Regions from separate parts of the Mus musculus genome. Here all the other regions are linked to region 2. The links are chromatin loops, found by intact Hi-C in ENCODE. Cell type or tissue: left cerebral cortex. All regions are shown on one strand.

Region 1 (5,000 bases), 80 kb after region 2:
GGCTGATCTGGTGCTGAGGCTGCAGCTAACACAACGAGAGAAGCGTGGGTTGGAGCTGCGGGAGGCTGCACTGCGGGCCCAGGGCCCTGCCCACCAGCTACTCCTGCAGCAGCTTCGCTGGGAGCGGGCTCACTTTGCGGGTGATGGCAGCAGTGGAGGCAGTAGCGAGGACCCAAGCAGCGAGGAGGAGGCTGGGGAGGACAGACAGCAGCACTACCAGGTATGGCTCCTGCCATCATGGTGTCTGTGAGTTTCTGCTATCCTGCCCAAAGAACGGGTTGGCAAGGTACTTCAGGCCGAGCCTGCCCAGTTCAATTCCAGGGGTGCAGGGTAGTGCTCAAGCCATGGCTTAGCGGGTAATAGCCCTGGCTGCTTCTGCTGAGGATGCAGGTTCGATTCCCAGTCTCACTCGATGTTCACCACCATCACTCCGGCTCTAGAAGATCTGATGCCCTGTTCTGACTTCTGTGGGCACTACACACACATGCTCACACGCTTGCAAACACCCATACACAGAGAATAAAAATAAATAAATCTTTAAAAGTAACAAAAAATATTTAAAAGCCAGTATTTAGAAGTCAGGAGAGAAGGATTACTGGAAATTTTGGGGCTCCTCAACAGAGCTGGAGAGTTAGGCTTCCTTTGAGGGTTCTTAGCTGCATTAATAAAATGTAGCCAACAGAAGCTCAGTTTATTAGAATTTGAAAGGAGAACCCCAGGCCAGGCAAGCTAAAGGGAGGAGGGTTATGGGGGACATGGAGGTCAGCCCAAGGTGAAGGACACTTTAATTAGTGAGCTAAAGTCACTGAGGGGCTTAAAGTGATGATCTAGTAACACCCAAAGGAAAAAGAAAACAGCCCAGAAAGGCGAAGACCCCATTTCTTATGGTGACACTGGCATGTGTCTCATTCTTTACTCAAAGAGTGAAAACAGGACCAATACCTACAAGTTGTCTTCTAACCTCCACGTGCAACGGCAACCCATGCGTCCATGCACACACAACATTAAATAAATGGCCAGGCAATGGTGGCACAGGCCTTTATGCCACCACTCAGGAGGCAGAGGCAGGCAGATCTCTGAATTTGAGCCCAGCCTGGTCTACAGAGCGAGTTCCAGGACAGCCAGGACCATACAAAGAGATCCCATGTCAAAAACAAAACAAAACAAAACAAAACAAAACAAAACAAAACAAAACAAAACAAAAAAAACCTAAACTAAGTTCTAGCTGGGATCTGGGCACCTTCCATATCCATCTGGAGGTGAGTACTGCACGTTCACTCCTGTCCCCCTCCTTTAGGGCCCTCTTGCCCTCCTGGATGGTCAGATGGGCAAAGTGTGGGACTCTGAGAATGTGTCCCAGGAACTGTCAGCGTCCTTGGCCCGGTGAGTGTTAGGGCCCTTTGTGTGTATGTATGCATAAGAGAGTGTGGTTGGGAGCATTGTATACAGCAGACACCAAAGTGTGGGCCGGTGTGCAGATGTGGGAGGCTTGGGACAGGGTCCTGAGATGGCCTCTCTCACACCCTTGCAGGGCAATAGACCTGCGGGCACAGCTGCAGTCCCTGCGGCAGCAGCTGGAACAGGTGACTCAGAAGGGCCGAACCAGACGTGTTCAGAGTGCCGAGCTGTCCAGAGAACTGTGCAAGGCTCACAGGTGGGACTCAGCATGGCGCTCCCTTCTAAGAGAAGCAGCGGGCAAGCCCACTGCTATTGGCTTTTGTCCAGCTAGGTTCTGTCCTAGCTCAGCCAGGCATCTCCCACCTCTCCTGCTTTCAGTGCTCTGGCCTTGGCCTTCAGAGGAGCCCACCGGAAGCAGGAAGAGCAACGCCTGAAGTTGGAGCAGCAGGTGGCTCGGTTGCAGGCTCAGCAGGCAGAAGAGCTGGCAGTGCTGACAGCCACCGCTAGGGCCCTGGGGAAGCCTGGGGCACCCCAGCCAGCCCAGACTTTCCTGTAGGGCCCGGACCACGTTTGCTTGTGACACAGAGGTGGCTGGAGTGTCACAGTGTCCTGTGGTGGGCGGAGAGGTGGTCCAACAACTAAGAGCAGGGTCTCCAATTGCGGGCACTTGAGTTTAATTGCCAGCCTCAGCAGCCATGGCGCCTGTGACTCCGGGTCAAGGAGATCTGGCACCCCCTTCTGGCCTCTGCAGGCTCTGTACTAATGTTCCCTCACACATGTAATTAGACAAAGTAACTTACAAACCTGTCCTTTGTCCCTGGCACCTGGAGCGTCTCTTCAAGAGGGGACTGAGGTGGGACGGGCTTAGCTTAAGGGTGTGGCAGGGAGGCTTGTTCCCAGGGAGAGGAACCCCAGGCTGCTTTAGAACCAGCATTTACAGGAAGTAGAGGGCTGGTGGTTGCTCAGCAGTAGGGCACCTGCTGAGATTGTTTGAAGCCCTCAGAGCTGTCTCTGTGTGCTCCCAACAGCCTGCACTAAGGAGGCCTGCATTGGTCCCAGCCCTTATAGAACATGTGGGAGTCTTCTGCAGAATACATGGAGTGGGGTGGGGGGAAACAAAGGCCTTGGTGGGTGGAGTATAGGCCTAGCACGCACAGGGCCCTGAGTTCCAAACCCAGTGACATATACACCTGGAAGTCTGTGGCTGCCTGTGATGCCAGCACTCAGAGCCTAAGGCTATCCCTGACTACACAGTGTGTTTAAGGCCAGCCTGGACTTCTTGAGACAGTATCAGAGAAAGAAGTTAATGAGGGGCTGGAGACAAGGCTCAGTGGTTAGGAGCACTGGCTCTCTTGCAGAGGGCCTGGGATCCATTTCCAGCACCCAACGTGGCAGCTCACAACTGTCTGTAACTCCAGTTCCAGGGGTCCAGTACCCTTTTCTGGCTTCTGTGGACATCAGGTAGACACATTACATGGACACAAATGCAGACAAAACACACCTAAATATAAAAACAAAATGAATGAATGAGAAAAGTGTAACCAGAGAGATGGCTGACTGGGCAAGGGTGCTTATTGCGGAGTGACAATTTGAGGTCTGCATTCAATTCCCAGCTCCCACATAAAGGTGGAATGAGGATGGACGCCACAAAGTTGTCCTCTGACATCCACAATATCACCCGTTGTTACTGTTGTTAAATTGAGAGTCAGAGGAGATACCTCAGCAGTTAAGAGCACTTACTGCTCTAGAGGAGGACCAGAGTCCAGTTCCCAGCACCCATAGTAGCTCACAGCCACCTGTAATTCCAGCTCTAGGGGATCTGATGCTTCTGGCCGCCTAGGACGCCCACACACAGATACACATGATTGAAAATGGTAAGAATAAAACTTAATGTACTGCTATGGTAGAGAGCTCTGAGTGGGGACAACTGGAGCAACACTCAAGAGGGTTCCTGAGGGGAGAGAGAGAGCATGTGAGAGAGCACAGTGTGCGTGTGTGTGTGTGTGTGTGTGTGTGTGTGTGTGTGTCTGTGTGACTGTGTGTACTAGCAGCAGCTGACCAAGTAGTGTATGGCCACACCCCTTGCTTGAGTAGGGGTTGGGCTGCGGTTCAGTTGTCCCCTCCTGGCTGAAACCGTAGAGCAGGACTAGCCTGCAGGCCACACCTGTGCAGGTGTTCTGAACAGCTGTCCTTCCTGGGGAGTGGGTGTGTGGAGGGCTGCCTCAGTGCCTCAGGCAGCAAGAGCCAGATCCTGGGGCTGAAGACCTATGTTTGTCCCATACTCTGGGGGCTTTGAGGGATTAGGACAGAGAGGCAGATTACCTTGCTGGTGTGTGGGGCCTGGGGGGTGGAAGAGGATTGCTTCCTTCTTTCACGCCCTACAAGTCTCCAGGGTCCCTATCATGCAGTGCCCAGAATCGAATTCAGGCAAGCACCTTTGCCCTTCTAGCCGGCCCAAGCCATTTTAACCTTTAGCCAGCAGATCGGTTTTTTTGGTCAGCCAAGGTCACCTGCTGGGGGTGGGAGCCGTGCAGGGCTGATTCCCAGGCAGCCCCGACAGTATCTGGCAGTTCCCACGGGCGTCCCAGCAGCAGATGGGCCCAGTGTCTTTGTCCCTAGGTCCTCCACAACCACAAGGTCAAATGTCACCTCGGGGCCACGGGCAGGGGTTATGGGGGCGGGGTGAGGCGGTTGGGTCCCAAAGGTTAGGGGGCCAAGAGTGGCAGCGCCACTGGGACAGGGCTATACCCCTCTGAAACTATCTCTTCCCTTTGGGCCCCTCACTGAGACTAGTCTCCCAAAATCCTTGTTTATTTGAACTTCTGTGACTCAGCCCCCTCTTCCAGAGCCTTTCTTCCTCCTAAGCCCTCTCTCTGGCCCTCTGGCCCTTAACCCTTTCAACCCTCTCCTGAGATACTGGCACCAAGGACTCGAGAATAGTCCAATCTAGGACTGTTCTCATCCCAAACAACCAACTATGACTCCTAAACTGATTTATCTTCTGGGTCACCCAGGATTTGTCACCACTAAAGCAGGGTCGATTCTAATCAGATTCCTGGGAAGTCCTTGCTCCAGTCTGATTCTAGTTCTTCCTGATTTCTGTATTTGTATTTTCACAAGGTATCCAGGTGGATTCTTCTAGGTACCCAACAGCACAGGGCTGGGTGTACATGGCTAGCGGAAACCTGAACCTCAGTTCCTTTAAGTCCCCTTATGTGAGGGCTCATCTTGTGGGATGATTTTCACAAGGCACAGAAGGGAGGGCACCTTGTCCAGGTTGGCCGCGTTCTCTGGTGTGTCTATACTGGACCCAGGCCTGCATAGGAGGCAGAACAGGCCTGGCCGTCAGAACTCTGACTCAGGGGTGAAAGGTCACCCCAAGAGGGACTTTTCCCTCTGTTAAACGTTAACAGACCTAGAGTCAGGCCTCAATCCCATCTAGGCCTCAAATGTGAAGGGAGCTTAATAAATCCGTGCCCTGGGGGGTCCTGCATACAAAGGGTGCTTAATAAATGCTTGCTCCAGTAGAATTGGAGGGGGCAGGGGCGTGGCGGCAGCTGGGAGGCTCTAGGCGTGGGGGGCTGGACGGGAGGGGGGCTAGA
Region 2 (5,000 bases):
TCAGCCCCTTCATTTATATTTTATGACAGGGTCTCTCACTGAACCTGGAATTGGACCATTTTGGCTAGACTGGTTGGCTAGCAAGCCCCCAGGATCTGCCTACCACTGATTCCCAAGTGCTTGGGCCACTGATATGTCTGGCCTTTTGTGAGTATGGGGATATAAACTCAGGTCTTCAAGCTTGCACCATAAACAGTTCACTCACTGAGACTCTCTTGGATAATTTTTTATGTCAACTTGATACAAGCTAGAGTCCTTGGAGGAGGGAGCATCAATTAAGAAAATCCTTCCATAAGATTGGGTTGTAGGCAAGCCTGTGGGACATTTTCTTTTCTTTGAGACAAGGTTTCTCTGTGTAGTCCAGGCTGGTCTCAAATTCTGAATGCTGGGATTAAAGGTGTGTGCCCCAGCTGGAAGAAAGGACTGGGTCTGCAGGAGGGATTGGATAGGGGGTAACTACAACATAGGGGGGAAGCCTGAGGGACCTGGAATTTGGACCCCTGAGGTAGGACTAAAACCTTGGGCCTCTGGAGAACTATAGCAGGTGTTAGAGCCAGACTTAGGGCAAAATCTGACACTGCCTACCTATCCTCCCCACAAGAGTGCCATGTCTGGGAGGAGGGTCAGGAATTCAAGGCCATCATGGCTATACATTTTTTTTGTTTTGTTTTTGTTTGTTTGTTTGTTTTTCGAGACAGGGTTTCTCAGTGTAGCCCTGGCTGTCCTGGAATTCACTCTGTAGACCAGGCTGGCCTCGAACTCAGAAATCCACTTGCCTCTGCCTCCGGACTGCTGGGATCAAAGGCGTGCGCCACCACACCCGGCACATGGCTATGCATTTTATTAATCAGAGATTATTGGGGAGGGCTCAGCCCATTGTGGGTAGTGCCATGCCTGGGATGGTGGTGCTAAATTCTATAAGAAAGCAGGCTGAGTAAGCCATGAGGAGCAGGCTGAGCACAAGTGGCACCCTTCCAAGGCCTCTGCATCAGCTCCTGCCTTCAGGTCCTGCCTGACCATCTTCAGAGATGGACTGTTAACTGAGACAGAATAAATTGTTTCCTCTACCAGCTGTTTTTGGTAGAAACCAAACTAAGCCACAAGTAAATGGCATATACAACATATAAATACATCAATCTAAAACAATGCCACACTGGGTGATTTAAGAGTGGTGCTGGCTTCCGATTTGGCCCGATGTCTCGTCTGTAGTTAGTAACTGACTGTCCTCTCCTTTTATGGTGTGCATTCCTGGGATTGAACTTAGGTCCTGAAGCATTATTTAGCAAACGCCTTTACCTGCTGAGTTATGTCAGCAGCCCCTGCCTTGTCATGAAGGGACCCGTTGTCTGATGGGTCACGTGGATTTAGAGCTGGGGTGTTGGAGCACATGGGGGTCAGATCTGAAATAGAAACATAGAGGCCACAGGAACTGAGAGAGAATACTTTCCTGTATGGGGACACAGAACCTATGAACTAAAAGCCCTGTTGGAGTCCTGGGGTCAAGCAGAAGCCCCAAGATCCCTAACCCCGACCAGTCTTCCAGAACTGTAAGTTAATACATACGTAGTGGTTCAAGAAACGTGAATATTTATTAAGTCGGTAATACTTTGGAATGGCTGGAAACGTAGGGGTGGTGTCTGTGTTTTAATGACCCCGTCTTGCAAAGATGCCTTCAAATATATTCACAGAAATGGATGAGGTATCGCAGGTGCTGGTGGTTGGTAAGCAGCCGTCGACGGGGGATGCGTCTAAAAACCTACGAAGGGACAGACCCCCACTTTCAGCTTGCCCCAACTTCTCGCCCTCGGGCAACTCTACCGGCGTCTGAGTCTATTCCCTGCGACGTTGCGCTCCTCAGTGGCTCAGGGACTTGCGGCCCTTCAGCATGCGACGGAGGATGACCTGCACGCCGGCAGGCGTGCTCAGCCGACGGACCCAGCCGTGCTTGTGCTTGCGCTTGATGTTGCTCGGCTGATACTCGTTTCCGCGCGCGCGGCCGCGAGCCTGCTGCAGGGAGAGGAGAGGCCAGGAGTCCGGGAGCCCCATCCAGACTCTGGACTGGAGATACCTGTGGGACCAGAGGAACCGTGAATCTCAGAGAATGTACGCTGTATGACTTTCTGAGCCGCCTTTGTAATGGGCAGGGCAACAAAAGAGCTTGTTTACAAAAGGCGCTACATAAGTACGCATGGTAGTCTATAGAGACCACCCTTGTTTCCATTCTGGAGCAGGGTATCTCTGAACACTCACCTGCCACTCAATAGGGCCACCGATCTGCAGGCCTGGCACCCAAAGCACCGGGCTAGGAAAGCCATATCCAGCGGCGGGTCAATGGTCCGGTCGTCCGGGTCAATGCCAGTTCCTACACTCTGGGCTCCTTGACAATGCCTTCTGGGAAATGTAGTTCTTGTTGCCGCGGGGCCTTCCGGGAGCTGTAGTTCCACACCTGCAGGTGACGATAGTGGGGTGGGGGTTGGGGGATGTCTGTCCTCAGTGGCATGTAGTTCTCCAAAATGACCAGGAGAGGGCGAACGAATGTAAACTCCTGCGTGTGCGTATGACATTCTGTCCCCCTGGCCTTCTGGGAGTTGTAGTTCTTCGCCTCGGCCACTGGTAGAGGGCGCCCCAGAGTGGTGGTGACGACTCTGGCAGCAGTCTGGAGAACTGGCTGCTGGCCTTTTCACCCGCCCTCATTGAAGACGGGCAGCTGGCACGCAGCGGGCTGGCAGCTTCTTGGCGCCCGCAGCCAAGACTTCTCTTGGCGCGCGGCCCGGATGTCCTTGAGTTCCAGCTCTTCATAATCTCGAAAACTCGTGCGTTGTGAATTTGCTCTGGTTAGTTTAATCCTTCAGGCTGGCCTGGGGGAATTTTCTTCCCGCAGCTCAGATCTGGACTCCTGTTCACACACCTTCCATAGCTCTCCACTGTTTAAAGAAGATGTCCAGACAGCCGTGCCAGCAGCCACAGGAAGCCGTACACACCAGCATTTCTGAAGTTCATGGTCCTTACCATGAACTAAATGGTAAAATGGCTAGTTGTGCCTACAAATAATTGAGGCGATGTGTTGAGTACTTATTGTATGTAGAAGGTGTGTAGAAGGGATGGCGACAAGTGTTTGGGCTGCACCTTGAGCCCATGAGCGAACAGCGCGCCAGGGTGGGAAGGTTAGCCTGGGGCTCAGTCTTGGTGTAGCAGAGACCCCATCACTAGGATGCAATTCCCATTCGCTAGTTCTGCAGCAGCTCTGACACTTCTGACACAGCCTCTGGTTCAAATGCCTGCCTTGATGTTTTGTCTGTTTCCCGACCTGAAAGTGTAGAGATTTGGAAGTGTGCAGAACGAGAAGGTCAAGAGACAGAGGGCATACCGCCTTGCGGGAGGCAGAAGCTGGCTGAGGAGACCCTGTCCCAGACAGAGCACATCCACCACACCCCCAAGCTACTCGCTGTCCCTCGACTGCAAGCCCTTCTCGGTCCAGGCTCTAGCCCATCCCTCCCTCATTCCCCCCAAACTCTTCACAGGGGTGGGGCTGCTGCTTGCAGACCGCGCGCTGATCCTGGGAAGAGAAGCCTCTGGTTGGACGGTTATCTAGGCCAGACGGCTCGCCGCTGCCATAGGCCGAGATGCCTGCCCATCTGCTCCAGGCCCCGCCCACGCTGGGTGGGACTTACAGGGCCGGTTTGCTACGCGGCTGCGGGATGCCCCTGCGTTGACCGTCCGGGCCCGCGCCTGTCCGCGCTAATGCGGCCAACCCCGCACCACCATGTAAGCGGCACCTGCAGGTGGACGCTGGCTTCTCCGCCCGGGACCCCTGCGTCCTGCCTCGGGCCCCGGGCCCCTCGATGACCTCAGGTGAGCTGGCTCTGTTCCCCGAGAGAGGAGTCACCAGGCTGCCAGGCCTCCACTGAGGGGTGGGGGGTGTCGCTGCCGGGGGTGGATAACCGCCAAGCTCCGCATTCGTACTGCTAGGATGCTGCGGAACCCCGGTAGCCTTGACCCCACCGCGGGGGTGACGAACTCCAGGGAAAAGCGGGTCGGGCTGGGAAACAGGACTGGCGCTGCGCTTTAGAGAAGCCGCCACAGTCGGGGTTCCACAGCCTTAGAAATGAGGAGCAAGGCCTGCTTTCCCCTCAAGTGCATCCGGGGCTATCACGAGCGGGGTATTTAATGACCATCACTCCAGCGGCGCCCAGGCCGTGATGGAAAAACGAAGCTGGCCCCATCCCTATGCCTCAGACAATGGGGGTGTGCTGCTCCGGTATCCCCTGGAGTTATGTAACCGCCTGTGGTTGTCATGGACACCGGGGGGGGTGGCCAAGGGAACCGGATGGAGGCCCAGAGCCCCCAGTCAGGTTCTGCCTTTATCTTCCTGGCTGCCACTAGGGTTGTGTACCCTTTGAACACAGGATGCTGAGGGCAGCAACCTCCATCAGTTCTCGATACTGTGCAAGTCAGCTCTAGCTCTCTTCTGAACCTGGAGCCGGATACAACCCGAGTTCTAGTGGCCAACATCCTTCCCCCGCCTCATTCGTCACTAGTCAGATTAACACTAGAGGCCTGAGCTAAGAACTTTGACATTTTAGAATAAGAGCCAGGCTTTATGGGCTGTCATCTCACCACCCAGGAGCTTGGGCACAAGGTTGAGGCCAGCATGGACTACAGAATGAAACCCCGTGTAAAAGGTTGGCAGTGATCGGGGTTCACACTAGTCATTCTAGTACTGGCAGAGGTGGAGGCAGGAGGATTGCAAGGAGTTTGAGACCAGTGTACAGCCCAGGACGACAGAATGAGACCTTGTTTCAAAAACAAACCAATGGCATCATGTTGATGCACATCTGTCACCCCAACACTTGGGAAGGTAGAGGCAGGAGGACTGTGGGAGTTCGAGGTTCCCTTTGGTCTTAGGAACACCTGTATGCTCAACCTGCTACAACTCCGGAGGTGGAAGGCAGAGCAAGGTCAGTCTGGGCAGCATGAGGATTTCCAAGCCAGCCTGGGCT
Region 3 (5,000 bases), 78 kb before region 2:
CTGAGCGTGCGGGGCTTGGGCACCGGCCTTGGGGCTTTGGATTTCTTGCACCAGATGGCAAAGCCACCAATGTCCCTGGAGTAAGGGGAGGAGAGCAGGGTAACTCCGGTGGCCACCGTTTGGGAGTGTTTCTCTTTCAGCAGCTCACCCTCATGCTAATCAGCATACTGACCACAGGGCCCTCGAGATGCCATCCCCACATGCAGAGATGCCGGTAAAATCAGGATGCAACATGGCAGAGACAGAAGGTGGGATAGGATGCTCCACCTACCCCACACGCAGGTATCCAGGCACGGTCTTAGTCTTCCCACTCAGCTTCACGTCACTCACAACCACGTCAGCTGTCCCCAGGGGCATCAGCTTCACACACATGCGTTTCTTCTTGGACACAGAGGCCTCTGGGAGTGGGGGCAGGGGGTGAGAGAGGGGAGTGTACCACCGGAATGGGAGCCCCGGAAGACGCTTGCCTGTACTTTGTAGGGACAAAACTGACAGGGACCACACCGGGGAGCTGGCTAAATTATAAATAGGAGATTCACTAACTTTTTTGGAATCAGTAAAACAGATTGACATTTGACAGGGGGCGGGGGGGACTGTGGAATCAACCATGTAGTACCTATTTTAGCACCCCAACCTCACTTTCCCTGGTCCTATAACCCAAGGGGTCACAGAACTCCTCTTTTAAAAAGTCCAACCTACAGCTGTTGTGTGTGGTCCATGAGGTCAAGAGGGTTTTTTGTTTTTTGGTTTTTTTGGTTTTTTTTTTTTGAGACAGGGTTTCTCTGTGTAGCCCTGGCTGTCCTGGAACTCACTTTGCAGACCAGGCTGGCCTCGAACTCTGAAATCCACCTACCTCTGCCTCCCAAGTGCTGGCATGTGCCACCACTGCCCGGTGCTATTTTCTATCATGTGCATATATTTGTGTTTATCAGACAATCTCATGTAGCCCAGGCTGGCCTCAAGATGTAGCCGAGGAGGACCCTGAATGCCCAATATTGCCTCAACCTCTTGACTCTGTTGGTGTGGTGCTGGGGATGGAGCCAGGCTTTATGCACACTGGGTAAGAACTCTGCTAACTCTGCTAATGCTCCAGCCCTGGCTTTTTTTTTTTTTTTTTTTTTTTTTTTTTTTTTTTGGCTGTCCTGGAACTCACTCTGTAGACCAGGCTGGCCGAGACCTCAGAAATCTGCCTGCCTCTGCCTCCCAAGTGCTGGGATGGAATTCATCACATAGCCGAAAATGGCTCTGAATTGGAAGCAATCCTCTTGCCTCAGCCTCTCAAGTACTGGGATGAAGAACAGCAGTCTCCACACTTTGCAGATTACAAGGGGCTGGTCACAACGGCTCAGTCCCACGAATCCATGGGACTGAAGCTCTGGCCAGCTGAGGCTACACATTGAGACCCTGTCCCCCCAAACCAATTAAACACTAAGTCAAGAGACAGCTGCAAAAGGAGGATAGGAGAATTTGTGGACGCCTCCTCTGTCTGCACACTGACCTGACCCTCTGCACGGCAGCCTGCCAGCGGTCACTAAAGACACCGAGAGAACCAAGCACCATCGGGGAGGCGGGCAGCTGGGTCAGGCAGGGGAGAAGGGAGAGGGGAGGCTGAGCTATGCAGAGAACAGGGGAAGCCAGTTCCAGGTGGACTCGCAGTGCAAGAGCCTGGAAAGGAAAAGAGAATGGCCAGGAGGACTCACTCCGCCACAGAAGCAGAGGACAAGCAGCAGGGACCAGTGGCAGTGAGGAAGAGGGTGGGTATGCCAAAGACATCTGGGGTGGTTGTTGTTTGTTTAGGGGCGGGGTTTCATGTAGTGACAGGTATGCCCCACTATGCTCAAATTCTTAGGAAGAGCTGAGGCAAGGTCTCATTCTGTAGCCCAGGCTGGATACAAAGCTGCCTCAGCCTGAATGCTAAGACAGGTATGTGTCAACTATTTAATTCTGGAGTAGTGGGTTGAGATAAAGGCCTCACTCTGTAGCCTAGGCTGGCCTTGAACTCGCCACCATCCTCCTGCCTCAGCTTCCGGAGCTCTGCATTTACAGGTTGTGCCTTCCTGCTCAGCTAAGTCCTATTCCAAACATACACTAGCAGCCGTTCCCTGTGCCTGCCGCTCTCCCGTGCCCACGGATCTTACTGATATCCTGAGGGTCGTTGACTGCAGAGAAGCCTGACGGCAGTGGGCCCTTGTCCATCACGATCTGCATGTCCACTACCACATTGTCCTGAGGGTTCTGGGAGCACGAGAGGGGGCAGGTGGAAGGGGGCAGTCAGAGGGGAGGGGAAAGGTCAACGGTATGAGCAGTAAGGGTGGGAGAGAGTTGGAGAAGGGTCGAGGATGGCAGGGCGAGGGGCGGGGCAAACTCAGGCTCAGGCCACCCGTGCTCACCTCCGGGATGCCCAGCGTGCTCAGGCACAGGAAGTAGCCGGCTTTCTGCGCGAAGCCTCGGCCGAAGCTGGCCGTCCCGCCCTCCACGGTGCAGGTGATCTGCGGGACGCACAGGTCATCGGACTTCGTCCCCTTCCTGGCCCGTCCCCGCAACCCTTGCGCGCTCCCACTTACCGCGCTGAAACCCGGCGGCGGCGGCGCCGAGGCCGACGACCAAACCAAGCCAGCAAGCGGCGCCGAGTCCGTCCCGGGATCCATCCTTCCTGGGAGCTCAGAAGGCAGCTACAGCCCTCGGAGGGACCGGAACCTCGGACTACAACTCCCAGAACACCTTTGAAAGTGCTCCGCAAAGCAGCTAGTACGCATGCGCAAGCACTGCTGACCAGTCCAAAGTAACCGTGGAGACCCGCCCTCTGGACGCTTAAGATACGTTTGCGGAAAAAAGATTAGAACTCCCGCCCCTAAATCACTACCCAGTGTGCGGAGGGGGCGTTCACTTTCCGGACGGGACTACATTCCCCAGAATGCTGTGCGGCATCACCCTGTGACTCCTGCCTTCTGCAAGGAAACTTAACTGGTCTGGAGAGGAGGCCTGGTAGATATAGCCTGTCATTTCAGGGACTTAAAGAGGCGCATACAAGATGGTGAAAAAACCATACGAGATAGTTAGACTGATAACCAGTCTAATTAAGCCAATTAAAACTAAACGAGTAGCCGGGCATGGTGGCGCACGCCTTTAATCCCAACACTTGGGAGGCAGAGGCAGGCAGATTTCTGAGTTCAAGGCCAGCCTGGTCTACAGAGTGAGTTCCAGGACAGCCAAGGCTACACAGAGAAACCCTGTCTCGAAAACACCAAAAACACCAAACAAACAAACAAACAAACAAAAAAACCTACACGAGTCCTTTAATAATAGCCACATGTAGAGTAGCCAGAGCTTAGGGGTACAGCATTTTTAAAAGCAAAACACTTAAGAACCACAATTGTATCATTATCAGGGTCTTGAGTAACCTTGTAACATCCGTCTTTTTTGCAGAGATTGCAGTATTTTCCAGACACAAGACAATTATTTATGATTTACACTTCCTGTAGTTATTTTAGGTTTAGGTTTTAGCTAACACAAACATTGTCGTTAATACATCTAGACATGGTCAGGGACAAGGATAGTCCCCAGACTGTTGCCAAGACAGGTGTGGCTATTAGTGCGTGGGAGACTGAGAGTGTCTAGGCAGACACAAGTCAGTCAGAACAAGAAAGTGATGCCTTAATCATTTCTATTGCAGGAATTCGAGGTCTACCTGGGCTACAGGATACCCTGCTTTAAACAAACAGACAACAAACAAACCCCAACAAAACAAAAAAAATACTTTAAATACTAGCAAAAAGGAAATGAACCAAAAAAAGAAAAAAATAGAGTAGAAAGAAGAAGTTTGAAACACTTTCTGTTCTAGGATTTTGACCAAAGAGATCATTGTGGCTATGCAGCTGTTGACTTAAATAACAAATAATATCGCCCTGGAGGCCAGTTCACTAGCAAGCTAGGGGTTTCGTTGTTGTTCTGGTTATTTTTGTTTGTTTTGGTCGGTTGGTTTTTGAGGCAGGGTCTCTCAGGTAGCCCTGGATAGCCTAGAACTCACTATGTAGACTAGGCTAGCCTGCAACTCACAGAGATCTACCTGCCTCTGTAAGCTTTATGGTTCTTTTAGAGTGAGGGACCCTCTTTCCTATGGGCCTGCAGGTGGAATGTGGAGCTTCCACCCACGAGTACTACTTTAGCACTCCCCTGCAGGGTCCGACCCACACCCTGGGGTATATTCTCATTTATGTATTTGTTACTATTTTTAAATTTTGTTTTGATTCTTTGTGAATCTCACATCATACACCCTAATCCTGGGGTTCTGAGTTTTGCCCAACCCCACAGTTGGGATGTGAAAATTTTTCTTGGGCAGGTGGAATACAGAGATGCTAGACTGCGTTTGCCCTGAGCTGCTATCCGATGCTGGGCTGGAGGGAAGCAACAATACACTGCTCTGGGGGTGGGAAATCACAGTGTAGGATGTAGGAGGCCAAAGTTGGGTCCCCTGACTCCTGGGAATCCAGTCTCCTCTGGAATCAGCATGGAATCAGCAATGAAGGGGGCCCTCGGGCTTTTGGGGAGGGAAGGCAGGGCCAGAGGTTCTCACACTGCTGGACACCCAGACACTATTGGAAGTCACAGAGGAGCAGAGAATAGAGTGTCCGGGTCCATGTTCCTGTGATGAAGAGCTCAGCTCATTGGCAAAAGTCCTTAGCTTAGCAGCAGTTGTCTGGAAGCACAAGGAGTCCTTCTGTGGGAGACTTAGAAGACACAGCTCTGTAAACAAAGGCTTCTCCATTCTCTCCACTGTGGTTCTTGATGAAAGAGACAGTCCTTGGTTCCAAACTGTTTACTCATCATGCTCATCATGGAAACTGTGTGCACAACACCTCCTCAGGGTGGACCAGAGATTAAATACCTTTTAATCCCAGCATTTAGGAGACAGAGCAGGAGGATGTATGAGTTCAAGGTTAGCCTGGTTTACAAAGTGAGTTCCAGGACAGTCAGGAAACCCTGCCTGGAAAACCCAAAAA
Region 4 (5,000 bases), 560 kb after region 2:
CACATTTGCCCCCAGCAAAACCCCATCCAACTGACTTTCCAAAGTACCCTTAAGTTTCCACCTCATTCAGGTTCTCTGGAAAAAGTTTGCTCTTAATCACTGAGCCACCTCTCCAGCCTCATAAAGTTATTTTTGTTGCTCCTTGATAACTAATTTTACTAGTTACAAACTGTAAATATCTGATATGCAGCCCCTCTCCAGAAGGGTCATGAATCACCGGCTGAGAACTCCTGCTCTAGGCAACTCCTGCTCTAGGCCTTCAGCATCCTCAAGTACCCTGACACCATGGAAGTCTTGCTTGCTTTGAGTCCTCTTCCCCAGCACATCAGCACTTCTCAGAAGACAAGGGACACTGCCTGTCGTTCAGCCCAGCCTGTATGCTGAGGCTGTCCCACTTAGGCCCAAGGACCATGCACCTCGATGGGCATTCTACATTGTTCTGGGGATTTGATTTTTTTTTGAGACATGGTCTCACGTAGTCCATGCTGAATACAACTGCTCTATGAAGTTAAGGACAAGCCCTTTATCTGATGTGCATCTCAAAGGTGCTGAGATGACAAGTGAAGAATGCTGGGGATGAAGCCCATGATCAAGCACTCCAGGCAACTTTAGATCTATCGACTGAATCCCAGCACTTATTTTGAATAGGTTGTCTTGTAGCCCAGACTGGCCTGGAACTTGCAGTGCTCCTCTGGCCTCAGCTCACGACTGCAGGGGTAACAGGCATAGGCATCGCATTCGCTACCCCATTGCAGAGGATGCTGCTGCGCTCGATGCCCCAGTGTGGCAGGTGCGCCTGAGTCAGCTCCCCTCGTGCCAAGCATCCCCGGGGCGGCCGCGCCACCCACGCACCAATTAGCACCCCCGGAAAGCAGGCCCCCGGGCGCCGGGGGAACTTGCCAGCCAGGCGAAGGGAGGGGCCGTGGGAGTGAGGCCGCACACCGCCAGAACCCCGAAGTCGGGGACGCAGCGCCCACCCGGCCGCAGGCCGCTCCCCGAACCCTGTATCCCCGGAATGTGACGCCACATCTAACGTGCCCCACGCGGATCCCAGCCTGCCGCGCCCCACCCAGACCCAGTAACCCGTGTGGCAGAGTTTTGTCCAGGCCGCCGCTAGGCACGTGCGCAACCCTATGCCCGTCTGGATCGTAGGCCACGCCCGGAACGTTGCGTCCAGGGACCCCGCACCCCACCCGGACCCCGGCCCGCCGCGCGCCGGAACCCCCAGCCCCGGACGCCCCGCCCCGCCCCGCTGCCACCGCCCCAAGTCCCCACGGACCCGACCTCGTTCCAACTCCTCCATGACGTAGGCCAGCAGCCCGGGGCAGCCACACTCGCCACCCACCACCAGCAACAGTAGGGAGCTGGGCGCCTCCACAGCCTCCGGCGCCGCCATCACTGCCGCCATCTTCGCACCGCCCCGACGCTCTGAGCGCCCCGCCCCGCTGGCCACGCCCCTTCAGGGAGCTTACCGGAAGCACCGGAGACCCCGGCCGGAAGCGCCCCCTCCTCTCCACCCCTCTGTCAATGCCCGCTAGGCTTTGGGAGCCCGAAGAGGACTGAGACTGGCTGTGTACTAAGATACCGTTATCCCTCCCAAATTTCATCCATTCATTTTTCATTCATTCCCTCATTCATTCTCCCGCTAAGCAACGCTTAGAATCTCTGTCCCCCGAAAACTCATTCCATCACAGGGGTTCTGCACAGAACCAGAGTCGGCTAGGTCCTGCGAGCTTCCTGAGTTAGAACCTGGACAGAAGAGAGCTTGGGGATGTGTAGCTGCTTGCTAGGTGTGTGTGCTGGGCCGGGTCATTTTGGAAGAAAGGACATTTTGGAGGGGTAAAGTCACCAAGCCTATCTGACACCAAGTCAGGTTGTCTCTAGATGACCCTGGGACTGTGATCTTCCTGCCTCCACAGCTTCCCACACGTTGGGACAGTAGACAGCTTGGGATTCACTAGGGCTATGTGTGATGGAGACTGCTTATGTGGCTCCCACTCAGACCTGGAACATTTTCACCCCAAACTTGCATCTTGGTTTATTTGTTTTTCGAAACAGGGTCTTTCTGTGTAGCCCTGGCTGTCTCGGAACTTGCTCTCTAGATCAGGCTGGCCTCAAATTCACAGAGATCTGCCTGCTTCTGCCTCCTGAGTGCTGAATTCAAAGGTGTGCTCCACCACCACCCAGTCCAATCTTACTTCTTTTTTGGCCATTCCATGTTAAGTATTTGAAATGCTGTTCACCCCAAGAAGGACCAGCTGGCTCCCCTCAAGAGTGAGCCTTCTGTCTCTGGAGTAAACAACTAAGCCCAGCCAGGTGCTTCCATTCACAGTCAACCTCCACTACCTAACAAATATGAGTCCAGCCTAGGCTACATCAAGTCATATATCAAAAAGAAACAACAATTTAAAAAGACAAAGATTCATGCCTTTAACCTCATCATCTCTCTAGAGACAGAGGCAAGAGGATCTTTGTGAGTTCAAGGCCAACACTGGTGTACACAGTGTTGACAAGACAGACAGACAGACTTTTAAAATAAATGAAAAACAAGCAAAGGCAATTCAGGACTGGTGTGATGCATCAGGAACCCAAATCAAGCCTGCTGCTGACAGACGTTCTGTAAAGGACTTCCCCAAGCCAACTTCCTCCATCAGTCCGTAGCATCAGCCAAGTCCTCAAGCCATGGTCTGAGCTTCCTGGATACTCTTTTGGCGCCAATATCCTTCCTGAATCCTGACTCCTCCCCCTTAACTGGTCAGCCTGCAGAAGTTGATGGCTTGTGATTTCCTCTGTTGTTATAACGGAAACAGAACTGGGATGGTCCATTCTCTGCCCTCTGGCTAAGATCCAGTGCAGAATGGGCTTGGCAGTGCATCTCCACACCCCTAACTCATCACAGAAGACTGAGTGACCTTGGACAGTCTGTGGCCACCCTGGGCTACATAGGGAGTTCAAAGCTAACCTGGAAAATAGAGCAAGTCCCAGGAAAGACTAGGGTAGTAAAATCAACACAAGCGACTACAGGGATAGCTCAAATCTTAAGAGGTCTTAACTGCTCTTGCAGGGGACTCACATTCCATTCCCAACACCCATAGCACAGGTTCCAACTTCATGGAACTCCTGCTCCAAGGGATTTGACACCCCCTCTGACCTCTATGGATGCTCTCATATGCACAGTCACTCAGACACTAAGAAATCTTTAAAAAAGAAGAGACAGGCATGTTGGCATGCATCTAATTCCAGCACACTGGGGAGGGGGCAGAAGCAGGAAGATGTCTGTATGTGGTTAGCTTTGTCTACGTAGAAAGGGTTTGGCCAGCCAGGGCTGCACGGTGAAATCTTACCACCACATCAGAGCTGGAGCTCTGGTGAAAACCAGCAGGGTCACACTCTCTGGTTCTGCTCTGTGCAGGGGACACAGTGGAGGCTTGAGGGTTCTGCACAATGGAGCCAACAGCACATCCCCCACTTTCCACTCATTCATTTACTCAGTCTTTTCATGCTAATGTTCACAGAGTCCCTCAGGATTTGAACCCAGGAGCCCTTGGCTGACTTGTGAGCTCTCCTGCTGCCTAAGGCTCTACTGTTCTCTTTTTTCCACTTCTATACATTCCACAGTGACCTCAAACTGATGAGTCTCCTGCCTCAGTCTCTCAGCTTTGGGCACAACAGACTGCATGCATACCACTTACATTAGTAGTGAGTGTTAATGTCATTATCTGGTCTCTGGGCCTGGAGCTCCACAGTACATCTCTGCCATGAGTCAGCTGGGGAAAGGGTTTTCATTAGGCTTTGTGGACCTCAAGTTTTGCAAAATACACACACACACACACACACACACACACACACACACACACACAGAGAGAGAGAGAGAGAGAGAGAGAGAGAGAGAGAGAGAGAGAGAGAGAGAGAGAGAAATGTCCTTGAGCTTTTCCTATCCCTACGGTTGGGAGTCAAGGCGTGGGGATTGCAAGTCTCCTGGAGAGAAAGACTCAGTGGTCACTTGGGACTCAGGTCACTTCCTTCACCTCTATCCACACCTAGATCCAGTCAGCTAATGGAGCAGCTGTCTGGTCCCCGTGGAGACAGGGATGGGGGGAGGGGAGGGAGGAAGCTGTGAGCCCTTGAGGCAGTCAGACTTTCTATTCCGCAACACTCCCAAGCTGTTTAGCCAGACATCCCTCTCTGCCTCTGCAGCCAGGCCTGGGGCTCCACATCACCAGCCACCCCTAGCCACATTCCAGCACTTTCCCTGGGGGAGTCTAGGCTGGCACCCTATCCCTGAGTTATAGCTGGTCTTTGCAACTTTGTGGGTTCTTTTTCCCACCCTTTATAGCCCAGTTTCACCCTCAATCACTACATAGGAGAGAAAGAAGGATAAAGGGGAAAGAGATCCCTGTTTCTTCGAGTATAAACCAACAAACCGCAGTCAACCCCCTTGAACAACAACCACCTATCCTATATCTATCATAGTATTTATTAGCTAGCAAAACCACATCTCCGCTAGAGCATGACATAAATCACAGCCAACTGCTGCAGCCAGTGCATAGGAGCCCCCGTATCTGCACACCTGGGGTTAAAATAAAAACACTTTCTTATGTTTCTGCATTTTTCAAGAAACCCAAATTCCAAAATTATCACTGATAGGCCAGGCCCCAGCCCCAGCCCCTCCCGGTGGGATCTTAGCCTGTCACACTTCCCCTGAGGCACAACCCCAGCCCCTCCCTGGGTGAATCTAGGCTGTCACTCTTCCTCTGAACCATGCCCCCAGCCAGTCTTTTTTAGGTAGACATAAAGGAGGCTCCCCTGGAACTTAGAATCTTCCCACCTCCACCTCACAACCATGGGCTGGCAGATGTGGGGCACCAAGCTTAGCCCTGTTGAGCTTTGTGAGCCATTGCCATAGCTCTGACAGCTACCATAGACTTACCGCCAGCCTCCTGCAGCTCCTGGAGTTCCCTGCGGGAGCCCTGGGCCAAGCTCCCTCCAGTTGGCACCAA
Region 5 (5,000 bases), 93 kb after region 2:
CATGGAAACTGGGGCCTTGTGGGGACCCTGGGGATCAGGGCCCCAGCTTCTCTTTTGAGACTGATTTCTTTTTTTAAAGACTGTGAAATGTTTGTTTTGTTTTATTTTTTAAATAATCATGAAACCAAAAAGATTTGGATCTCCCAGGCCTTGTCCTGGCAGACCTTCAACAGTCTGGAGCCAGCATGCTGATGCCTCTGGTGTCATGGGTATCTGGAAAGGCCACTGCAGCTAGGCAGGAGTACTATGGGCCAGGAGGATCCCCTGGATACATGGTCCACGGAGGGCACCATGGGATGATGAAAACCTGGCCAATAATAAAGGTATTCCCTTACTTGGTCAGCCTCTGCTTTCTTCTGCAGTATTGGGAAAGTAACCCCAGGGTCTAGTCTGTGCTCTGTAGGTCCCAGTAGGGTGGGAGACTCGCCTCACTACTGTGGAGGAATAAGAGGCCCTGGAAAAGGCTCTCTCAAAACAGCTTTGTGATTGCTGGATCAAGCCACACCTGAAAGCCTGGTGTTTATTCATGTTCATGAGACCAACTTACCTTTTTACATTGGGGTCAGTTTGAATTCAATTTCTTCCCCCAAGTAACATATTCCTGTTTCTAAAGTTACCATAAAGAAGGTGGGGACAGATTGAGATGTGAATTTAACTGTTGATGTGTGGTGATGAAGGGAGCTGGGGGAGTAGCCCAGCAGTGGTGGCACATGCCCTTGGTTCCAACTCATGGGAGGCAGAGGCAGACCAATCTCGGTTCAAGGCCAGCCTGGTCTATATAGTGAGTTTAAGGATAGTGCTAAACAGAGAAACCCAGCCTTGGAAAACAAAAAATACCAGGGAGTTAGGGGCCCAACTGTGGAGTGGGACTGAGTGAGATCCATGCCTATTGAGCCCGAGGCCTGCGTTCAAGCCCTAGCTGATCTACTTTTACTACAAACTCCACACATGTGGTCCTCTCTGTTGGAAGACATCTTCCTAGGAGACTCCTGGCCTGCAAGTGGCCTGGGACTTGTCATCCTCAGTGGCTCAGGTTAGTTTCATCTGAGGAGCTATGCAGAGTGGACAGGATCAAGGTGTCCTGGATTGCGCCCCTGCAGGCAGGCCCCAAGCATTGCCCAGCCCTTACCCCTAGTATGCCCCATCACAATACTTATGCCAGGCTGCCCCAACTCATGCCTTCTGACTATGCCCCCTGGAATCTACACAGCCATTGCCCCCATATGAGACCTCAGACAGGTCTATGAACCTCATTTCCCCTTCTGTAAAATGAAGGGATGCTTTTAGGTAGCTGCACACAGTAGGTGTCTAATCCATGTTTACTCCCTGGAAGAACTGGTGTGGTTTCCTATTGGAGGAGGAGCCCGCCACCATCTCCAGGACACTCAGAAGTACACAGAGTCTTCACTGTTGCTGTCCTGCTGGTCATCAAATTTGCGGATCTGGGCCTTGAGGTGCCTGAGTTTACCCTTCAGGTAGTTACAGCGAGCCTGCTTATCCAGGAAGCCAGGATCCTAGGGGGACAAGAGTTGAGGAAGTCCTCCTGGCACTGTAACCAGAGGCCCTCAAGCTGTTCAGCTTTGATTACATGGTCCCAGTCTCAAGACAGCACCACACACACACAGCCCAATCTGTGACCCCAGGAGTCTCCACTCACCCCTCGCTTCTTCTCAAACTCTCTCCTGACATGAGCTGCCATGCGAGCCTCCTTCTGAAAGGGCAAGGTGGGAAGGGGCTCAGAAGGGCCACCATGACCCTGACAGCATGCCACCCAGTAGAAGCTGCACAGCCGCAGGAAGCTGGGGCACAGGAGTTCCTGGGCTGACCTGGCTTCGTGGCGGGGGCAGCGACAGCAGCAGGGCCTCCAGTTGCTGGAGCTTAGCCTGTGTGGCCCCCACCTCCCGCTGGAGCTCCGAGAACTCGCCATACTGGTCCTGGAACACTGCGGCATAGCGGCTCCGGTCCCTTCTGTTGGTCACTGGTGGGTACTTACTACCAGGTTGGAAGGGGTCAGTCAGTGTATAAGTAGAGGGAAATCTGTCTTTCCACCCATCATGGCAATTGGCTTTTCTTCTTCTTTTCTTTTGGTTTTTTTGAGACAGGGTTTCTCTGTGTAGCCCTGGCTGTCCTGGAACTTACTCTATAGACTAGGCTGGCCTCGAACTCAGAAATCCGCCTGCCTCTGCCTCCCAAGTGCTGGGATTACAGGCGTGTGTCACCACTGCTAGGCCCGGCAATTGGCTTTCCTTTGCCAGTGCTGACCACCAAATCAAAATGCCTTCTACCACCAATTCCGTTTCCTAATTTCATAAACTCTTATTCGCCCATCAAAACCCCAGCCTCAATGCCCCTTTCTGTTTCCCAGGCATTAAGAAGCTCTGAGGGAACGTGGGTATGATGAATTCAGGAGACTAAGGTAGGGGCTATCTTGGACTAGACGACCAGACCTGGTCTTACAACGAGTGGGCACTCACAGCTCGTAGTCAGGTACTGGGTTGAGGCGGGGTCCCAGATCTCTGGGATGCTTCTCAGGGTGCAGTGGCTCCCGGGGGCGCAGCTCATCCGCAAACACGATCTTCCGGGGCCTCACGCAGAGCTCTCCCGGCCCGGGCTGGCTCTGCGGCCGTCTGGAGCGCGGACGCTCCGGGGCAGGCATGCGTGGGGCTGCAGCTCTCTGGCGCCCCCTGGCGGCAGGGCGCGAATTGCAAGTGGCTTCCGGGCCTGAGAGCCTGGCCAGAGGACCCCGCCGGCCGCGCCTGGAGGCGGGACCTGCATGTATTTGCATACGCGAGCGCGGTTGGCTGGCCGCGCAACCCAGAGTGCGGATCCCGGAAAGGGGCACTGACGAGGCGCCGCGACGTCACCGCGGCGTCATGCTCGAGAGTGGCTGGCGGTGCAGCGCGGGCCCCGCCCCATTCTTGAAACCGGAAGAGCGCAAAGCAGCGGAGGGCGACTGGGGTCCGAGTCGAGACGACCCCTTCGCCTCTTGCCTCGCGGGGTTACGGCCCACAAAGCTTCCAGCCCCCGCCCGCCTGTGGTTATCCGAGGATCCCACTCGGTGTCACCTGTCCCAGAGCCCCGTCTGGCCCTGCCGCCGGGAACGCAGCTGTGCAGGAACTGCGGGTGGAGCCGTTGGCACGGGCGCTCGGCCGCTAGGGCGGGGCTCTCAGGGTGGGCGGAGCCTGCGGCGCGTGTTCCTCTCTGGGTTGGAATCAGCCCTTCACTATGCTGTTTGGCCTATTCATTTACCCCAGTCTATTGGGAAAATAAGGTAGTTTTTTTTTTTTCTTTTCTTTCTGCTTTTTTTTTTTTGTTTACCAATTTATTTTTTTCTTTAGCAATTGTATTATTTTTGTGTGTGTGTGACCTTGTACATACTCAGAGACCAATACAGGTCGTTGAGTGTCGTACAGCCCTACTTTTTTTTTTTTGACAGTTTCTCCGAAACCTGATGGTCCCTGTTTAGGTATTCTGGCTGGCCAGCGGGCTCCAGGTAGATCTGCTTGTATCTCCCTCCTAGCACTGGGTTGATAGGTTCCTGCTCCCCACCTCTGCCATTTTACAAGAGTACTAGGGGTTGGAACCTAGATCTGCATACTTGAGTCACACTCTTACACTGAGTCATCTCCCTAGACCCTAAGAAGTGACGTTTATTATGCTAACTATGTGTGTGTGCATGTCAGACTCCCTGAAGTTACCATTACAGTTAATATATTTATTTTTAAAGATTTATTTCATGTATATGAGAATATTGTAGCTGTACAGATGGTTGTGAGCCATCATGTGGTTGCTGGGATTTAACTGATGACCTCCGGAAGAACAGTCGGTGCTCTTATCCACTGAGCCATCTTTCCAGCCTATCTATCTATATTTATATACACACACACACACATATATATGTATATATATTTTTTTTTGGTTTTTCGAGACAGGGTTTCTCTGTGTAGCCCTGGCTGTCCTCACTTTGTAGACCAGGCTGACCTTAAACTCAGAAATCTGCCTTCCTCTGCCTCTCAAGTGCTGGGATTAAAGGCATGCACCACTACTCCCGGCCCAAATATATTTATTAGTTTTTAATTTTGTTTTTGTTGTTGTTTTTTGTTTGTTTGTTTGAGACAGGGTTTCTCTGTATAGCCCTGGCTGTCCTGGAACTCACGCTGTAGACCAGGCTGGCCTTGAACTCAGAAATCTACCTGCCTCTGCCTCCCAAGTGCTGGGATTAAAGGCGTGCGCCACCAGTGCCTGGCTAAATATAGTTTTTGATTGGCTTTTTTGTCCCTAACTCTTACTGCTTATTTTGCTCATGCTCTGGGGTGGAACTCAGGCTGTCAGGCTTTGTGGCAAGTGTCTTTACCAACTGAGCCGCCTGACAAGCCTTTCTTGTGCTATTTTTGGAAGATGGAGTCAAGGTCCCACTATGTGGCCCTGTCTGGCCTATAATTTTCTGTGTATACCAGGCTGGCCCTAAACTCAGTCTGCCTCCCTAGGGAGGGGATCTGCGTGGCCACTGCTCTCCCAGGCAGGTTTTAACTTTTCTTCCTGTTTTTGAGACTTGGTTTTGTTGTGTATTGTAGGCTGCCCTACGCCTTTGGAGCAGAGTGGCCAGGTGAAGGGCTGTAGGCTGACTTCAGGATAGAGGTGTCCTGGCTGGCACCACCCTGCAGCCCAGGCACCCCCTGCAACACACACACACACACACACACACTGCTAGCACTGAAGACATGTGGGTTGGTGTGCAGGCTTTCTTGTTTTATTTCAGCCTGGGCATGATTCGGATAAACAGGATCATGCTGATGAACACGAAGCACACGACAATGAGCATGGCCCACAGCAGCCAGTTCACTGACTTCTGTGCATGCTGCTCCAATCTCTCCGACTCCAGCTTCAGCTTCTCCAGGTTCTGGTCTGCCATCTTGAGTGAATGTGACAGGGTCTGTGGGAGAAGAAGGGGCTGTGTCAACAAGACTGAGACCCAAGTATGACTTTTCCTGAGTAGCCTG
Region 6 (5,000 bases), 570 kb after region 2:
AGACTGGGGACAGCCCAGTGCCCAGGGCCAGCAGCAGCACTCCATGTCTGAGTCATCTGAGACATAGTGGACTGAGCCATGGGACTTCCAAATTAATAGGAATCCAACTGCTCAATGGTAAATATGAAGAAAACAAGAATGACATGACCGCATGACCCCAGGAGTGCTATGAGCACAGCCAGGGAACATCCCTGAGAACAGGGTTCATCACCACCAAGGGTCACTAGCAAGATACAAACATGGCAAACCAGCTCTCCCACCTCAGTCTCTCTGTCACTGGTTTTCTCTCCTGTTTTTTTTTTTTTAACATCTCCAGGTCTTTCCATTACCCTGTGAGGCCCACAGAGGGAAGTGGCAAAGGGAGAGGGGTATGGTGGGCACCAGGCACAAAAGTGGTGCACATATATACATGCAGGGAACACCCATAATAAAATAAAATAAATTATTTAAAGTCCCTGAATAAGCTGCACATGGTGGCACACACCTTAATGGGAGCATTGGGGAAGCCGAGGTAGACAGATCTCAGAACTCTGAGCTTGAGGCTAGCCTGGCCTACAGAGTGAGACCTTGTCTCAAAATAATAAAATCAAGTAATCAATTAAAAGTGTCATTTGTGCTGGGCGTGGTGGCGCATGCCTTTAATCCCAGCACTTGGGAGGCAGAGGCAGGCGGATTTCTGAGTTCAAGGCCAGCCTGGTCTACAGAGTGAGTTCCAGGACAGCCATGGCTATACAGAGAAACCCTGTCTTGAAAAACAAACAAAAAAAAGTGTCATTTGTGACAGGTGTTGTGGCAGATGCTTATCATCTCAGCACTGGTGAGGTAGGGGCAAGAGCAATCAGGGGCATTAACAACTACATAGTGAGTCAAGGCCAGCCTGGGCTACATGAAACCCTGTCTGGGTAGTAAAAAAAAGCATGTTGTCACAGAAGAGTTGGGCCAAGATTTCTTAGAAATTGTTTGTTTGTTTGTATGGCCGTATATTTTTAAAAAAAAGATAAAACTTTACTTTTAAAACAAAAGCTTTGGGCTGGTGAGATGGCTCAGTGGTTAAGAGCGCCGACTGCTCTTCCTAAGGTTCTGAGTTCAAATTCCAGCAACCACATGGTGGCTCACAACCATCTGTAATGAGATCTGACTCCCTCTTCTGGAGTGTCTGAAGACAGCTACAGTGTACTTACATATAATAAGTAAATAAACAAAAGCAAGCTTTGACCAACCTGGGCTACATAGGGAGGCCTAGTCTCAAAAAGCAAAAAGAGGGGTGAGGCCCTCTGAGGGTAGACCCTGTGGACTTGGCAGAGTGGGAAAGGCAGGTGTCCTGGCGCAGAGAAGGACCCAAGCATGGTAAACGTGGTACCAGCAGGTCTTGCCCTCTCCCTTGCTGAGCCATTAGATTACATTCCCCAAGCTAGCCACCAAGGGCTACTTCCTTATGCCTGAATAAAACACCAAGGTCCAGCTATCAAAAGTCATTATTTGTCTACACTAGCTGATCTGTCTAATCAGGACTTACCTAGTCACCCTAGCACAGACTTCCCTTTTTCTCCTTAAAACCCACTCCTGCAGAAGCACCTGCTATGCCCAATCCAGAGGCAGCTCCCCCCACCCCTGCTTGTCCCTGGGGGGATAAATAAATGTCCTTTGTACTGAGGATCAGATGTCTGGGTCTGTTCCTCCTCAGAGTGTAAGGCCTGTTGCAGACAAGGGAAACCCAGGGTACTAGGTAGTTTAGGGTCTGAAGGCATTTTAGGGTCTGAGGACTGGTTACAATATCCTGCCTAGTTCTGCAAGGCACAGGACTGAAGTTACTAAGGCAGGGACATCTCTGCCTAGGGACTGAGGGATAAAAGCAGGTGGCCTGAGATCCCAGATTAACAGGTGTACTGCAGAAGAACAAAGGCACAGGGGACAAGCCAGTCAGTGGACCTCAAAGTCCAGAATACTCACTAGCCTGTGGTGACAGGGCTGTTGTGACAGAAACCTGAGGTCTTACCAACAGGTGGCCCTGCTGGGATTCTTCATAGCCCCTAGGAGAGGAGCCATTTGGAGAGGAGGTCTGTTAAGGCTAGAGCCTGTCGCCACTCAGGAGAGGCCAAGGGGGGCATCTGCAAAGCAGGAAGTGAAACTGAACCGCCAGCACCTGTCCTGTTCACCCAGCTGAGGGTCTTGTAAACTCTGAATTTACATCAAAGCCCAGACCAAGGTTAAGGCTGGGCCTGTGGATACCAACTTTTTCCTCACACAGCTGTTTCTCCATTCCTTTCCCTGTGCCCTCTCAGGGCACAGCTTGCACCCCAGCATCTGTCCTGCATCTTACAGAATGTATCTACCCCACTTCAGCAGCCTCCAGAACACAGGTTGGAGCAATGTGTTCCAGCAGAGGTGGACTGTGTCCTAGCCTGCCCATTGCACACCGACATGTTATTAAGCTGTTTATTTTGGGGTGGGAAGGCTGTAAGATGAGATCTTTCTGTGTAGCCAAGGCCATCTTTCCTGAGCCTCCTGGCTCACTCTCCCATTTGTAAGACCTCAGGCATGCAACACCACGCCCAATTTCTAAATCTTACAACTATCTTATGGGACGGGGAGTGTTAATGCGGCTGGGGAAACTGAGGGATCACACTTGAATGCGCCTGAGCACAATGGAAATGGGGGACCTAGAAGCACACATCCCAGCATTGCATTGCGTTGCGGCTGAGCCAAAAAACGCGCTCGCCACCTAGTGGCCATTAGCGGAAACACACGGCGGATATTGTCGCCTTCAGGTACAGGACCTGGCCAGGAAAATGACAAAGTTAAGACAGAGTGACACAGCTCTGATACAATTCTATAAAGAAAATAGTTACGTGGGCTGGCAGGTGGCACACTCCAGCATCCCAAGAACTAGGAAGAGGCAGGAGAATTACAGTGAGTTACAGGCTAGTTTGGGCTACATTATCTCAATAAACAGTAAAAAACAAACAAACAAACCAAACTAATGACAGAGAAAAAGATAGATGGGGCTGGAGAGAGAACAGCAGTAGCTAAGAGCACATACAGGGATCGATTCCCAGCATTCACCTCACAACTTTTAACTCCAGCACTGAGGAACTGACGCCCTCTGCGGGCCTCCGAGGCACCAGACACGAAGGTGGTGCAAGCAAATAAAAAAGATGGATGATGGGTCATAGATGGGTAGATACACAGAAGGATGATGTAGAAAGTGGGAAGAAAAAGATGAAAAAAGAGAGAGACAGAGAGAACTAAAAATCCGGAATCTAACTAGGAACCACGATTACGCGTAGACTCCCAGGATCCCTCGCGCACGACGATGGGGCGTCCCGGGAGAAACTTGCAAAGGCCCGTCGCGCTGCTCTCTGGGAACTGTAGTCTCCGTGAAGAGAGGCGGGACTTATACGTAGCTGATCGGTACCCAATAAAAAAGCCAAGAACTTAGACCGCTACTAGCTGTACCCAATGGAAGCACCGCATCAGGAGGGCGGGACTTCCGTCAGAGACCATGGTGAGAGCCTGCGCGAAAGACAACACTTCCTTTTGTGACTGGCGGTGAACGAGTGCGCAGTGCCATGAAGGCCTCGGGCACGGTAAGGAGGCCGCGGCGGGGCAAAAGGTGCGGCGTTGGCGGCAGGGCCGCTCGGGTTGGCTGTGTCCTCCGGGGTGGTGGTGCGTTCGTCGCGAGGGTCCCTCAGCGGTTACGGGCAGCTCTCCTCGCCCACAGCCTCCTTGCGGCCAACATGGCGGCCGCCGCGTGCTGGGCGGCCGAGGACGGAGCGGGTTAGATCGGGGTGCACCGGAAGGCCCTCCGCCTTTTCGTGTATATCAGCGTTACACTCCTTTTCGTTGCCAAATCTAGCCCCGTGGTTCTTTTAGTCTTTTTTTCCTTCGAGACAGGGTTTTCTCTGTAGCCCTGGCTGTCCTGGAACTCACTCTGTAGACCAAGCTGGCCTCGAACTCAGAAATCCGCCTGCCTCTGCCTCCTGAGTGCTGGGATTAAAGGCGTGTGACACCACGCCCGGCTGGCTTGTTTTAGTCTCTTATGAGGTTTAAAGCTAACCTGGTCTATTTAGACTGGAGTGGACACGCGGCCCGCCTTAGGTTTAGAGAGCATTTGGTAAGCTTGCGGCCTGTCCCCAGCGCTGGCTACACCGAGCCTGCTGCCACTTATCTCGGCACTTGAAATCGAAGCAGAGCGTCGCTAGAATCATCCTTAGCTAGTTCTAAAGGCTGGCTGACGGTAGCCTAGGGTGCCGGATCTCATACTGGCCCCGGTGTGTTGGACACAATCCTTCGGACTCTTGGTGAAAAGCTAGTCTGGAATCGTCAATTAGTCCCAATCCAGAGACAGTTTCTCTGTAGAACAAATGGCCTTTTTCCTGCTCTGGGATTAAAGACGTGAGCCACCTTTGCCATCTTGGCCTGGAGTTTCAGGGAGAGCAGAGCAGCCTGCCACATGTAGACCCTGAGGCAGCTTCGTAGCGGAGCACAAGCCTTCTGACTTGCCTCACACTGGGCTCGAGTGTATGAGCCCACTTTGGACACCCCTGCCTGTGGGAGGACTGAATCTCAGGCCGGCTCTGCCTCCACACCCCTCCCCCACATAGACAACTTTCTCTCCTGACATGTCTTTCAGCTTCGGGAGTACAAGGTGGTGGGGCGCTGCTTGCCAACCCCAAAATGCCACACACCACCACTGTACCGTATGCGAATCTTTGCACCCAACCATGTGGTGGCCAAGTCCCGCTTCTGGTACTTTGTGTCACAGCTGAAGAAGATGAAGAAGTCATCCGGGGAAATTGTGTACTGCGGACAGGTGAGGTCTGGGGCCCCACAGGATGCCGGTCGCTGGGTACCATCAGAGCCAGGGCAGCACTCCTCATGTCCTCCCTACTCCCCACAGGTGTTTGAGAAGTCACCCCTGCGTGTGAAGAACTTTGGCATCTGGCTGCGCTATGACTCCCGCAGTGGCACACACAACATGTATCGGGAGTACAGGGACC

Evidence for each region. Hi-C counts contacts between places; a loop is a spot of excess contacts. Peaks named below come from ENCODE experiments on the same cell type or tissue, not always from the same donor. Only the 100,000 strongest peaks of a DNase experiment are listed, where the experiment ranks them.
Region 1: a loop joins it to region 2, with 2.2 times the contacts of the local background. A loop is called at or near these places in 11 of 42 quality-filtered maps.
Region 3: it touches region 2 in a loop (2.8-fold over the local background); 2 of 42 quality-filtered maps call a loop at or near these places.
Region 4: it touches region 2 in a loop (4-fold over the local background); 6 of 42 quality-filtered maps call a loop at or near these places.
Region 5: a loop joins it to region 2, with 2.9 times the contacts of the local background. A loop is called at or near these places in 12 of 42 quality-filtered maps.
Region 6: a loop joins it to region 2, with 3 times the contacts of the local background. A loop is called at or near these places in 6 of 42 quality-filtered maps.

Annotation. Positions count from the first base shown.
Region 1 is chr8:71,382,570-71,387,569 of GRCm38, reverse strand. Ushbp1 (USH1 protein network component harmonin binding protein 1) reads left to right here. Exons shown (of 13, transcript NM_181418.3): 10 at 1-220; 11 at 1,298-1,383; 12 at 1,532-1,654; 13 at 1,777-3,296. The coding sequence ends at 1,954. Among named protein-coding and RNA genes, the nearest start is that of Nr2f6, 3.1 kb to the right of the region's middle. In left cerebral cortex, CTCF peaks have their summits at 1,923 and 2,127 (motif pointing left); a DNase peak (open chromatin) is centred at 74; H3K4me3 peaks cover 77 bases; H3K27ac peaks cover 449 bases.
Region 2 is chr8:71,462,318-71,467,317 of GRCm38, reverse strand. Abhd8 (abhydrolase domain containing 8) reads left to right here and starts at 3,661. Exons shown (of 5, transcript NM_022419.3): 1 at 3,661-3,852. The coding sequence starts at 3,843. It overlaps Mrpl34 (mitochondrial ribosomal protein L34), which reads right to left and starts at 2,392. Exons shown (of 2, transcript NM_053162.2): 1 at 2,251-2,392; 2 at 1,565-2,068. The coding sequence starts at 2,315. The coding sequence ends at 1,855. In left cerebral cortex, CTCF peaks have their summits at 2,546 (motif pointing right), 3,725 and 4,411; DNase peaks (open chromatin) are centred at 2,029, 2,540, 3,619 and 4,318; H3K4me3 peaks cover 3,380 bases; H3K27ac peaks cover 3,008 bases.
Region 3 is chr8:71,540,622-71,545,621 of GRCm38, reverse strand. It overlaps Mvb12a (multivesicular body subunit 12A), which reads right to left and starts at 2,692. Exons shown (of 9, transcript NM_028617.2): 1 at 2,565-2,692; 2 at 2,391-2,489; 3 at 2,139-2,235; 4 at 272-398; 5 at 1-75. The coding sequence starts at 2,648. In left cerebral cortex, no CTCF peak of the experiment used is centred here; DNase peaks (open chromatin) are centred at 2,163 and 2,834; H3K4me3 peaks cover 1,093 bases; H3K27ac peaks cover 394 bases.
Region 4 is chr8:70,902,412-70,907,411 of GRCm38, reverse strand. It overlaps Map1s (microtubule-associated protein 1S), which reads right to left and starts at 1,438. Exons shown (of 7, transcript NM_173013.3): 1 at 1,285-1,438. The coding sequence starts at 1,408. In left cerebral cortex, no CTCF peak of the experiment used is centred here; DNase peaks (open chromatin) are centred at 953, 1,450 and 2,746; H3K4me3 peaks cover 1,967 bases; H3K27ac peaks cover 1,690 bases.
Region 5 is chr8:71,369,460-71,374,459 of GRCm38, reverse strand. It overlaps Use1 (unconventional SNARE in the ER 1 homolog (S. cerevisiae)), which reads right to left. Exons shown (of 8, transcript NM_025917.4): 8 at 4,728-4,933. The coding sequence ends at 4,751. It overlaps Ocel1 (occludin/ELL domain containing 1), which reads right to left and starts at 3,162. Exons shown (of 4, transcript NM_029865.2): 1 at 2,475-3,162; 2 at 1,827-1,992; 3 at 1,658-1,711; 4 at 771-1,514. The coding sequence starts at 2,785. The coding sequence ends at 1,386. Nr2f6 (nuclear receptor subfamily 2, group F, member 6) reads left to right here. Exons shown (of 4, transcript NM_010150.2): 4 at 1-341. In left cerebral cortex, a CTCF peak has its summit at 2,687 (motif pointing left); DNase peaks (open chromatin) are centred at 2,817, 3,122 and 3,559; H3K4me3 peaks cover 1,522 bases; H3K27ac peaks cover 1,556 bases.
Region 6 is chr8:70,895,946-70,900,945 of GRCm38, reverse strand. Rpl18a (ribosomal protein L18A) reads left to right here and starts at 3,503. Exons shown (of 5, transcript NM_029751.4): 1 at 3,503-3,587; 2 at 4,634-4,813; 3 at 4,901-5,000. The coding sequence starts at 3,570. In left cerebral cortex, CTCF peaks have their summits at 2,745 (motif pointing left) and 3,699; DNase peaks (open chromatin) are centred at 2,730 and 3,418; H3K4me3 peaks cover 1,967 bases; H3K27ac peaks cover 1,704 bases.